Linked DNA regions of Mus musculus: region 1 is linked to region 2. Evidence: chromatin contacts called from ENCODE Hi-C or POLR2A ChIA-PET data. All regions are on one chromosome and are shown on one strand. The core of a region is the stretch at or near the end of the contact, and the rest is flanking DNA. Distances in the headings are between cores, read along the strand shown. Region 1 holds the start of Cdh6 (cadherin 6). Region 2 overlaps Cdh6 (cadherin 6).

Region 1 (5,497 bases), core at 1,547-4,046, 35 kb after region 2:
CACACAAGACTTCCCAGGGAGGTGGGTGCTCGCCACAGTTTATCTCTGTTTTGATCCTGGGATGGGGCACTCACCCAATTACCACTAATTAGACATTCAGAAGTCACTGTTCTAACTTGTTGCTGCAGCAAAGAAGGGGCCTGTGATCCCTCTCAATGTGCTTTCTAGAAATGTCAGCTGTTGGCAAGTGTCTCAGGCACTCTGCACTCTGCAGTCTTGTTCCTGAGAGAAGAGGACACCTACAGCAAGCTCTTCCTTTCGAGGCTGGTAGAAGTGGTGGGTGGAGGGCGTCAGACACAGGGGTAGGGTTTTTTTTTTTTTTGATAGAAGACAACCTGATAGAAAATGCTCCTGTTCCATATATCATCTTTGCAGAGTTAGCGCTGAGAAACATAATTGCAATAAATTGGCGTAAAAGCCAACTAGTAGAAAGACTGGAAGTCCCCCTGGAGACACCAGCCTGCCACTTCCTCCTAATGGCAGCAAATTGTGGACAAATATAGTGTAGTCACATCATTGGGCTGCATTTTTCTCTCAGCAATGTACTGTTACCTTGTATCTCTCTGAAGAACCTGATCACTTCCTCTGCTTCCAAAGTAAGGCACAAACCATAAAACCGGGTAAGAAGGGCTCTCTACCTTTTATATCACTTTGTTAATTAGAATACCAGCAAGAGAAAAGGGAGAGGGTGAGACACAGTTGTTCTCCGTTGGATTTCTTTTAAGTTTCTGAGCTCTGCATCAAGAATATGGCCTCTGGTGTACCCTTTGCCCTCTCCATGACGTCATGAAGCTATCTGCTTTAGCATATTCCCTTTCTGGTCACAACTGGTTTTCAGATTCTCCAGAACACCAAACACAGAGTCAGGCAAGTGCTCCTACACAAAGGACTGTGCTCAAGCTAAATTGGGAGGAGAGTTTGTTATCTTCTCCTCGCTCCCCCCCTTCCCCCCAAAGCAGAAAGAATCCCGAGGATTTTCCCTTTTCAGGTAAAACTATCAGCAAGAACAGAAAGAAAAAAGCCAGCTTTGGCCCGCATTCACATGGCAGTTACTCATTCTCCCGAGGAGTTGTGCATTAACTGGCCACATCTCTGGCTCCCTTAGAATCACAGGGAGGAGTTTGCACACACACACCCGCCCCTGATAATTAACCACCGCAAAAGCTCACAATTAGCATTCTCCCCCCCCCGCCCCCCCCAACACAGAAGTACGCCCCAGACACACTGTTAAAGGAAATAGCTTTTCTGGTTCGCACTGTGTGACTTCAGTAAGTGAAAGTGAAGAGACACAGACCGATAGAGCTTGCAGTGACTATCATAAAAAAAAAAAAGTGTCTTCATAGGAAAAAAATGAGTGGGAGAGAGAAATGTGTGAATGTTCCACGTGATTAAACTTCTTGGTTCTTGAATGTTCTCGGTAGTAGTTAAGTTAGGCAACCAGCCCCTTGCATACAAAGACCCTCACGTAACTTCCCATAAAATATGGATTTTATTGCAGCAGCGACAACATTTCTCAGTACCACATTGACCTCGCCAGCATCTCCCATCTCGAGATGGACCGTAACTCTTGGCAGGCGAATAACTACGGAGGAGGAAGTGACCCCAGCTCTGCGGCATTATAGGACTCCGCAACGACCCGCCTTCATTAAATTCCACATGAACGCCTTGGGGACTTCACTCTTGCATCTGACACCTCACATCAGACGCACCAGACCTCCTGCTCTCCAGTCTAAGGAAGGCATTCTCCCTCAGATGTGTGTGTGTGTGTGTGTGTGTGTGTGTGTGTGTGTGTAGCCTTGGAAGAGCACCAGCGAGCGGCGTCTTCCACATGACTTTTCCCTGGACAGTGTGCTCCATTTTCGAAGTCCAGTGTCGGACTTGCCTTGCAACCTAAGCATTTCTGCTCTATGAAAGCCTGAAGGCATTGCTAGGAACATGCGAGCTAACAGTTTTCTTTAAGCTCGTTCTCTCGGCCAAACCATCTCTGTAAGTTTGCCTTATTGGGAACATTCCAGAGTTTCCCGACTACCTGAATTAATTTCTGCGTTACTCTCAAAGCCATAAAAAAAAAAAAAAATCCCATAACTCAGGCCAAGCAGTCACCACACAGACCCTTGTATTGTTGGGTAGGTGGAAATCAATCAAGCCCCAAACGGCTCCACCGCTCCGGCACTCACTAGCGCCCTTGGTAATTGACCAGCCAACTTTGCAAAGCTAGGGCTCCACTAGCCGCCTCCGCCAGCCCCGCGGAGTGGACCTCGGCAGCAGCTTTCTCTCCTCCACACTGTTCCCTGCCACCCCCCGCAGAACCCTAGGCGTCTCGGTCTTACCAGGCGGCGGAGGAGCGGCGCCCAGGCTCCCCGGGAAGCGGCGCCGGTCCTGGGCAGAGGCAGCAGCGCCACCAATGCAACCGGACTCGCGCGCAAGCCCGCCCGCACCCCAGCTCCCAGCTGAGCATCCCTCCCAACTCCGTGCACCGCAACACCCGGCGCAGAGGACCGCTCTCTTTCTCTGATTGGCTTCCATCAACGCTACGGAATTAAAATAATAGCTATGTATAAAGAAGAAAGAGAAGGCAAGGGAGAAAAGAAACGCACGCACAAGCTCCCGCATTGGCAACAGAGACCGAACCCACCTCGGTTTGCCTTCCGGCTCCTGGGGACACCCTGCCACTCGCCCAGGATGCTCCTGCCTCCACCACGGTCTTCTGCTCTGTGCTTCTTGCTGCTGTGGCTGGAACTGCAGCTCTCGGGATGGGAAGGTTACGGCTCCAGAGAGCTGGCTCTTGTGGGCACACACTGATTTGCAAGTGAATGAAGTGGGAGGGAGCAAAGAGAGGAGGACTTTGTTACAGAGGCCCAGTGCCTGCCCCCGCCCGCCCCCTCCCCTTGACAGAATGACTCCCAGTGTTTGAAGTCCGGAGCAGTTCGCTCTCTGGAACACTCCCGCTGCCCCAGGCTTTCCCTTCCTCTTTTTTCTTATATATTTTTTAGGGGGGACGGCTTAAGACATACTGAGAACTTGTGTGACTCTATCTGATCTTTCTTTTTAAGCTATCAAAATGCACCGTGTTCAATTACCAGCAGCGGTCGGATGTTCTTTTCTAATAGCCCAGGCAATTAAGATTCCCGGGGACACGACATGGTACGGCGTGGCGCTGTGAGCCAGTTTGGGGGGGAGACAGTACGCACGACCTGCACTCGAATAAAATAACCCCGGTCTTCTGAGGTAACAATACCGACGGCTGTTCTGTATAACATAAACAGACGCGAGCAGACAGATTCATGAATGTCAGTCTTTGCTTCTCTCATCTCAAGAACACTTTTTCCCCCCTTGTAGCTTCTGGAGCTCTGGCGCTGTTGCAGAGTGGGTAACCCCAGAGAGCTGTAGCATGAAGTCATATGCCCCCGAGAGTGTAGAAGCGGTTCAAATCCAAACGCCCCGGGCTCATCAATGTCTTCGTGGCTGATCCATCTTTCTAAATGAGCAGATAGCAGGGCACACTGAACTAGCAGAATAGGATATATATTGATATTTAAGACGTATTTGTTGTGTTGAGATCTTTCTGGGAAGTTACTGAAGCAAGATAACGTCTATGTGAAACTCCTTGATACACATAGCTGTCTGGATGGGTGTCCTTATACTCGAGAAGAAGTGACTTCTCTGAAGGGACTAAGCTGCAGAAGTCTTAAACACGTCAAAGCATTGTTAAAGGAGAATCATGCCTTTTCTGCCTAGGAGATGCAGACACGTTGCAGTCAAGCACTATTGGATTAAGAAAATTAAATCTAATTACCACAATGGTTTCACCCCGGGTCAGCCACAGACCCAAGCCAGCTGTTTCTGCATGTTACAAGCTCGCAGCAAGATTTCCATTGCATGGTGCTTTAGTGACATTCCAGCCACTTGGCTTCTGAGTGATCTAACTAGCTAGAGGTCGGTCTTCTTCCCAAGAGAGCTCTTACTAGAAAAAAAAATCTTTTGTGTCCCTAATAGAAGTTGAGGCATTTTAATGAAGCCCAAATCAAAGTATTTCTTCCAGGCAGCCGGTGCTTCAAAGAATTGTATGTGGAACGGTCTTAGTCCAGATGTTCTGCACATGGATGCTGGCAAGATTTGAAAAGCCATCCTTGGGATGAGGAGATAGATGCCTGCAGTTTGCAGAAAGGAGGCTGAACATGGTCTCTTCATGTGGGTATTTGAACTGCAGTGGAGGAGGGATGGGGGAGAGGACAGCTGGTTCACATTCATTCATTCCTCAGGTTGTAGACTTCTTAATTTGAAAGATTACCTTGGTATGTCTGTACAGTCCTTTACAGCTCACAAAGTATTCTTATAGACCATTTGATGGGATTCTTCTGCTAATATGATTTTTTTTTTTGGCAGAAAGGACAGAGGAAATAGATTGATAAAAGCACAGTAAAGGTTAAGGACTATGTCTAAGATAATAAAACTAGGAAGGAACAAAAGGCGAAATACCCAAATGTGTACATGCCAACTAGTGTATATCCACAAAATGTATGCAGATATAATTTACTAACATGTGTGATGATAAATTAATAACGGAACATGTGCGAGTATGTTAAAAACACATTTTGTAAGATTGTCTCTAGCAGACAGATGTATAAATTAACTGATTTTATGCTATATGAAGGGTCATAGTGAAGTAGATTTTCTATCCATCGAAGCAGTTAATGTCTCACGAAGGAAAAAAATCTCTTAATTGTTTGTGATGTATTACCCTTCAAACTCCATTAAGCGGCACATCAAAGGTGGTTAAACAACCTCATTTTATTAAGAGTGGACAATCAGCTCGCTCCTGAGCAGTTTCATGTGGCAGCAGTAAGTGACATGAAGGAGTTTGCAACCCCAGGATATTATTCTAAAAGACTTCATGTGATTCTCAAGACTTCCTACTGACATTTACCACAATGACTACTCATGTCGATAAAAATATCCAGGATTATTTCATCCTTCTTTCGGAGGTAGGGGACTAAGCATTGCTGAGTCCTGTTATAAGTTGCTCTCTGGCACACCAGAGCACCTTGGCGAGCCATAGAAGCTAGCTAGTCCGAGGGAGCTGAACAAATGTGGAGATCCTCGTCAGCACGTGGCGTTTTGTGGTGAGCCAGAGTGAGATTCTGCGGGGCCTCTTGAGAGGTCTAGAAGCAGGTGCTGAGAAGGCATGGGTACCCTGATTTTAGGCATTCTCACCCCCTCATGCCTGCTGATGCTTTGTCTTCCTTCACACCTGCCCCCACCCCTTGCCCTTCAGTTCACAAGGCAAACAGCGCCACCCATGGCTACTTCCAGAAGCTTGCTTCCCCTCCCCCATATAATTTCGTTAGAATAGCGTTGATTGGTCGGGTTCCTCCAAGGAGTGGGGTAAGAAGCTGGGGCTGGGAAAGGCATAGTTGACCTTCACAATCGCTACCCTGGCTTTTTCTAGGATCCAAGTGAATAGGCATACTTAGGGAGTGTGGATGCTGAGAAGGCA
Region 2 (6,207 bases), core at 1,922-4,421:
CAAGTTAAGTTGGGAATGCATCCTAACAGTATTTACCATCAAGAATTTAATACAAAAGCACAGAGGCTGTTTTGGTCTGGTAAGTGAACAGAAAATCCAGATTTTTGTTTCTTCTTTCTTTTTCTGTTTAGGCTTTGTGTGTGTCCTCCTGGTGTGGGAGATGTCACATGAGTTCATGGGACAGTAGGTGTATAGAGATCTGGTTAGAGAATAACCATTACTGTAGGTCCTGGCCTCTCTTGTTTGGGACAGGGACTTTTGTTTGCTGCTCTGTCCATCAGACTAGTCGGCCTTCAGGCTTCCAGGGACTCTCCTGTCTCTCCTCCCATTATGCCACAAGAGCACAGGGATTAGACTCGTGCTACTATGCTCAGCTTTCTCATGTTTGCCAAAGCTCTACTCCTCAGCTATCTCTCCAGCTCCACAGTTCCACTTTTTCTCATGGAGGACTTATTTCCTGGTTTCCTAACTCATTTCTCCCTTCCGTTTTTATAAGGCACATTGATTGCCTTGTGCTATGGAACACCTGCACTCTTTCCCATGCTAAGGGTTGCACCTAAGACCTTGCACATGCTAAGCAAGTGCTTTACCATAGAGCTATGTCCCCAGCTGCCGGTGGCTTAGAGATGGAGCAGGAGGATAAGTCAGTAGCAGTGGGGGAAGCCCAACGCTTCCATAGTCTCTGTTAAGAAGCACATTGGAAACGTATTTTATGGTGTTTAACATGAAAGTTTAACATCATAGAGGCTGTTTGGCTTTCTTTTTTTCTTTTCTTTTTGGAAAACGTTGTGGTGCTGTTCAGACAAGCTCTTGAACAGTCTGTTCATACAGTATGCACCTTGCCTTAGTGAGTTCCATGTGCCTGCGGAGGACTTATCACCGGGATAGGGATTATATTTTTTTCTGTATATTTTGAGTTTATCTTTTAATTTTAGACTCTAAACAACATCCTGAGAACCTGGAGGAGCAGAAAGGCCCGGGGCTGCTTTAAGTCCTGCTTCTAAATTAGGACTTCAGGGCTCTTTCTGTGCCAAAGAGAAAGCAAATATTCTTCCATGGGGTTTTTTTTATGCTGTGTAGGATCGTGATTATTTTGACATCATTGTGGGGGCCAGCAGCAGAAGCAGGGGAAACAGATCAGCCAATTAAACACCTATAGTGTTCAAAGGATATGGAAGATAGAATTTAATTATGAAACAGATGACACTACTCAATCTTAATTGTCATGCCAGGATCCAGCTCATTGGCCTGTTAATCACCAGCCAGAAGAATGGATAGCAGGGTCCCATACATCAGTCACCAAGGGCAAAAAGCCTCTGGCCATAATTACAGTGCTCCTTAATAATCTGAACCAGGACCCACAGCAGAAGCACAAGGAAGCTTCTACCTGTCTTTTGAGCTTTAAGGCCTGGAAACCGTTCATGCAGTTGCTCTGATGGCAGACAAAAGGACCTCTTCATCACTGTAAATTCTTTTTACTAAGAGATCCTTAGGCGGGAGTCAAATGTTTCACACGCGTTCTTTCAGAGTTCTAATTCTTTTTGCATAAAATAAAAATTAACCACAGTTATTGGTTCTGCCAATAATATCCGGGGAACTAGAGACCTGCAAGGGCTTCCAAATTGGCAGCGGCCGCACAGTTGCAACAGCCAAATTGCTCTCACAACTTGTTATAAGTGCCTCCTAGCTCCAGAGAGAAAATATTTTTTCCCCAGTCTACAGCTCCTTATCCTGTTTTGCTCATCTGCAAACTTCACAAAAGACAGAGGGTGATGTGCTCCATCCCCTACACACCAGCCTAGTTTGGCCAGAAAGTTAACACCTACCCACTGTAGCAATCAGAGCAGCACAAGGGGTCTCAAGGGAACAAAATATGCATGGGATTTAGAGTCCAAACACGCAGTTTCCGGCACGTACACCACCCCTATCCCATTGCTTACTAAGTTCCTCTAGCTCAATCAGATTCTGTGTTTTGGAAGACAGATGGACCTTAGGTCAAGAGATGGGGCAGTGGAACTTAGATGCTCCACACAGTTCCAGTTAGAATCACATGAGGTTGTGGGGGGGAGCATAGGATGGAAGGAGCTCATGAGGAATTATGCTAGGTGGCTCTCCATTCTTAATGCATTCTGGAGAGGCAATATTTCTCTGTGCTACAGAAGAAGAAATGACATCAGGAAGATTAAATAAAACAAACACCTAAGAATCATGTAACTGTGTTTCTGGCTGAGATGGAACAGATATCCCATGTCTGGGTCTGGGGTCAGGTTTTAATTTTATCCCCCAGAGTTTGATTCATATCCCAAGCCTTGGCCTCTGGGATCTGTGGTTGAAGGACCAATGGTTTCTTAGATAAGCCATCCCCAGTTTCAAGAACCTGTGTCAGCACCCACGAATCAGGGGTCTGTGAGGATGAGACTGGGAATAGGGAGACCATGGTGAATCACACGGAAGGTCTCTGTAGTCACAAAGGTCCTCCTGAGGGGGTGGGGGCCTGACAAGGTTCTAGAGCTGCTATGCTATTGCTTTTGAAGAGGCCATAAGTTGAGAGATGCAGGTAGCCTATAGCAGCTGGGAAAGACAAGAGAATAACAGGTAGGTTTTAGCCACATAAACTCCTTTTCGTTTGTTTGTTTGTTTTTGTTGTTGTTCTAGTTTATCTTTTTGGGATTTCATATGCGAGTATATATTTTTGTCATTTCCATCCCTCTCTCTAATCCTCAAGTCCCTCTGAGTCTGATCTATAAATGTTTATAGGAATAAACTTACATTATTTTAAGCCACTAAGCTTGGATTAGAGCAGGAAGACACAAACAAATGGATCTTTGTCTGTTCCAGGGTTCTCCCGTCTTGCTTGCTCTTATGTAGGGTGGCTAAGGTAGACACCCTTCTCCTAGGAGATGGGAAGTTATTCTATAATCCTGTGTATGAAACAGTTCTACAGTGTGTTATTTCCTACGTGTGGTGTTATGTTGAAACTGAAAGAGTTTTGGATTTTGGAGTATGGTGGATTCAGGTTTTCAAATCATGAATGCTTAATATGTCTATGAAACTTCTGCTATGTTTTCTCCAAACCACAGTGTTGCCAAATGTGTGGGATGACAGAGTGCTGAAGAGAGTCAGGAAGGTTCTGGAAAATGTGAGGCTCCTCTATCTTATTATATATTTTTTCCAATTAAATCCCATAAAGGGAGATGTGCTGGTTACTTATTATCAACTTGCCACAAGCTAGAATCACTTGAGAGTCTTAATGAGGAATTATCTAGATCATGTTGAGCTGTGGAGGGCTGGCTTGAGTGCTAATTGATTTACGAAGACCCATCCCATTGTGAGTGGCACCATTCCCTAGGCATATGGTCCCGACTAGCTAAGACAGGGAGGGGTGAGGATCCAGTCATTGCTCTCTGTTCTTGACTGTAGATGTGATACAACAATCTGCTTGAGTTCTGTCTTCATTCACTTCACCTCAGTGATGTCAGCCAAGTAAGTCCTTCCCTCTCCTACAGGTCCTCGTCAGGGTCAAGAAAACTGAAACTAGAGCAGGGTAAAGTGGGGGAGAATGGGGTACTGTGCTTTGGAGTTCAAGGAGTCATTCTCTGCCTCCCTCCACCTCTTCCCTCCTTTCTTCTTTCTTGGCATGTGGCTGAAGCTCAACCTCACATACACTAAATGCATGGTGCAAGCACTTCCCAGGGAGTTTGCCCTTGTTAAAGTGGCCTCTGTGCTGGGGAGGAGGTCCCTGTTTTGAGGAGCACCTCCAAGGCACCAGACTGCACAGTGTGAACAGCCACACCAATTTCTTACGAAAGTCGTAAGATCACGTTTCTTTCCATTTGATTCTGAGCAGCATAAAACCCTCCACATCCTTAATTAGTTTCACAGAGTGATTTGATTGCATAATAATGAGGATTGTGGGATTTCACCCGCTCATCTTTCTTCTTCCTCAAAAGCCTAATTTTTCACGACGTATTTTTCGGTCCTAAACAATTTCTGAGGATAACAAAGATAATGAATTTTATGTACATAATTTGTAAAGGCATTTCATTCAAGAGGAGGATGAAGCAGCTGCTTTCCTCCTCCAGGCAGTAGGGAGGAGGTGGGCTCTGTGGGAAGGAGCAACTGTGCTCTGCTTACAGACAACCCTAACTTGCTGTGAGAACATGGATGAGTTGTACAACATCTCTGAGCCTGGGGTCCTCTTCAGAGAAAGGAGAGCAGCAAATTAGAAGAAATTATCATCCACACCCTCCCTTGCCCCCATCATCATCATTGCTTATACACACCCGTTGTGAGATCCTGGGTTCTGTTTTTCTGTGGACTGAAAACATCCCTTCCTAAATGGACTATTCAATTAAATCTATGCTGATTTTATATATATATATATATATATATATATATATATATATATATATATATATATGCGCAGAAAAGTGCTTCATTTACACCAAGAAAAGAAGCTCAATTTTAGTTCAGGAAAGGATTTAGGTAGAGCTGGGATTCCACATTTCCCTCTCACTAATTATATCTAGGGTGGGTTGAGTAGAGTCTGTGCCAGAATCAGAATATATTTATTACCTATGCAATTTTAGGGAAGTTATTTAACCTCTGTACTTTCCAGATAACTCACCCACAATTTGAGGAAAACATCACCTCCACATGGTGTATTGAATATCTGCATCCGTGCTATGGATGGGGAGTGTCAAGACTAGAATGTGCGTTCTTACAGCATGTACCATTCTCTTTGTCATGTCTCATGCCCAAAGGATGCCTGACCTACACTCCCAGAGCCTCCGAGGGATGTTATTAACTTTCTGCTTTTGTGCTGTCTCTTTGACAGACACAAAGCCTGGAGTCATTTATGCACCAAACAAAGCACTTAGAATTGAAATCAAGCCATATAAAGGCATGCTTGCCAGAAAAGCATCTTATTGGACAACCACGGAAGCAGGGCTTCCACCAGCCACGCTGCCCTCCATGTCCTTTTGCCCCTTGACCTGTGTGGTGTCTTACAGCATGTCGGGCTGCTGCTCACTTAGATGCCAGGAGCACCTGCCACATGTAACAGCTCCTGATACCTCCAAATATTGTCAAATGTTTCCTGGGCAGGGGACAATGCTTCCTTGTTGAGAGTCACTCTCTTGAAAGTATGACTTAAATTTTTTTGAGGAACTGCTGACATAGTTGTATAGCGTTTGCCCAGCATGTGTGACACCCTGGGTTCAAGTTCCCTACTGTGCACAAAAAAAAAAAAAAAAAGAACAAAACAACAACAATAACAGTAAAAAAAACTCAACATAACAACACACACACACACACACACACACACTCACTCCAAAAAACCCAAACAAAAGTAAACAGAAATCAAGACAATGCCCGAGCTTAGACGGAGACATAAATATTTGGACACTGAAAACGAGAGGCCAATGGCTAGCCATTTGTCTCTGAAAGCTTTAAGTTTGTCTCTTATCATTTGACTTGAAACCATTTATTGAATCCCACAACATTTAAATTTTCTCCTTGGGAGGAGCATGGGGGATGAACAGTAGACATGCCTCCTAGAGTCTTCATGACTGAAGGAGACAGTGCATGCATAGCACATGTAGGTCTTGGGCACACACAGTAAATACTAATCCCTGCCTCACTGTTGACTGTGCAGCTCATGCCCATCACAGTCACCACCCAGGGCTCTTCCCCCGTGCAGCAGGGCAGCTTCCTCCATTAAACGGCATCTTTAAAAGGGTAGCTATTTGAGTAAAAACGTGTTGTCTTTCTGGTGTGGGGTTTTACACTTCATCCTTTTCCAATGACAGGCTCATCAACATATTCACTCTTTTCTTTTTTTCTTCCTTTCAGTTCCTTCCTACATTAGTTGTGATTGCACTGGGCACAGTTAAAATGGATTCCATCCACCGATGCCCACAGGGAAACCACAGCAGCATCCAGCACTACAACCAAGTGCATGCTCACAGACACAAAAGAGAAATCATCCCATCAGCCCACTACTTAGTTTTTTAAGAATTAAAACACAGAGAGCCACATATTTTACAAATAATTGCCAAAAAAAAAGAACAAAATAAGAATCTTGCTAAATTCTTTAAGCAAAGTAGTTGATTTATAAAAATCCTCCATCCCACATTTGAGAGCACAGGTATGCTTCCCAGAAGGAGGGATAATGTTACTTAGCCTCGGTTTTTCTGAAACCTTAAT

The links. A loop is a pair of places that touch in the nucleus more often than their neighbours do. ChIA-PET counts read pairs that join two places held with the same protein, here RNA polymerase II (POLR2A).
Region 1: a loop to region 2 is called in a map of left cerebral cortex, with 2.8 times the contacts of the local background. The contact joins the promoter of Cdh6 here to the enhancer-like site in region 2. A Hi-C loop is called at or near these places in 4 of 37 maps with a recorded cell type or tissue (all left cerebral cortex). POLR2A ChIA-PET finds 5 or more read pairs at or near these places in 1 of 5 experiments (Patski).

Annotation. Positions count from the first base shown.
Region 1 is chr15:13,170,879-13,176,375 of GRCm38, forward strand. It overlaps Cdh6 (cadherin 6), which reads right to left and starts at 2,797. Exons shown (of 12, transcript NM_007666.4): 1 at 2,636-2,797. Gm46513 (a long non-coding RNA gene) reads left to right here. Exons shown (of 3, transcript XR_003951639.1): 3 at 1-226.
Region 2 is chr15:13,135,743-13,141,949 of GRCm38, forward strand. The region is part of intron 1 of Cdh6 (cadherin 6); the gene reads right to left. Among named protein-coding and RNA genes, the nearest start is that of Gm46513, 16 kb to the right of the region's middle. Within about 2 kb of position 3,172, at least 1 of the 3 ENCODE cell types and tissues checked has a DNase peak (open chromatin) inside an H3K27ac peak, as active enhancers do; it is left cerebral cortex, where a contact is called at or near this core.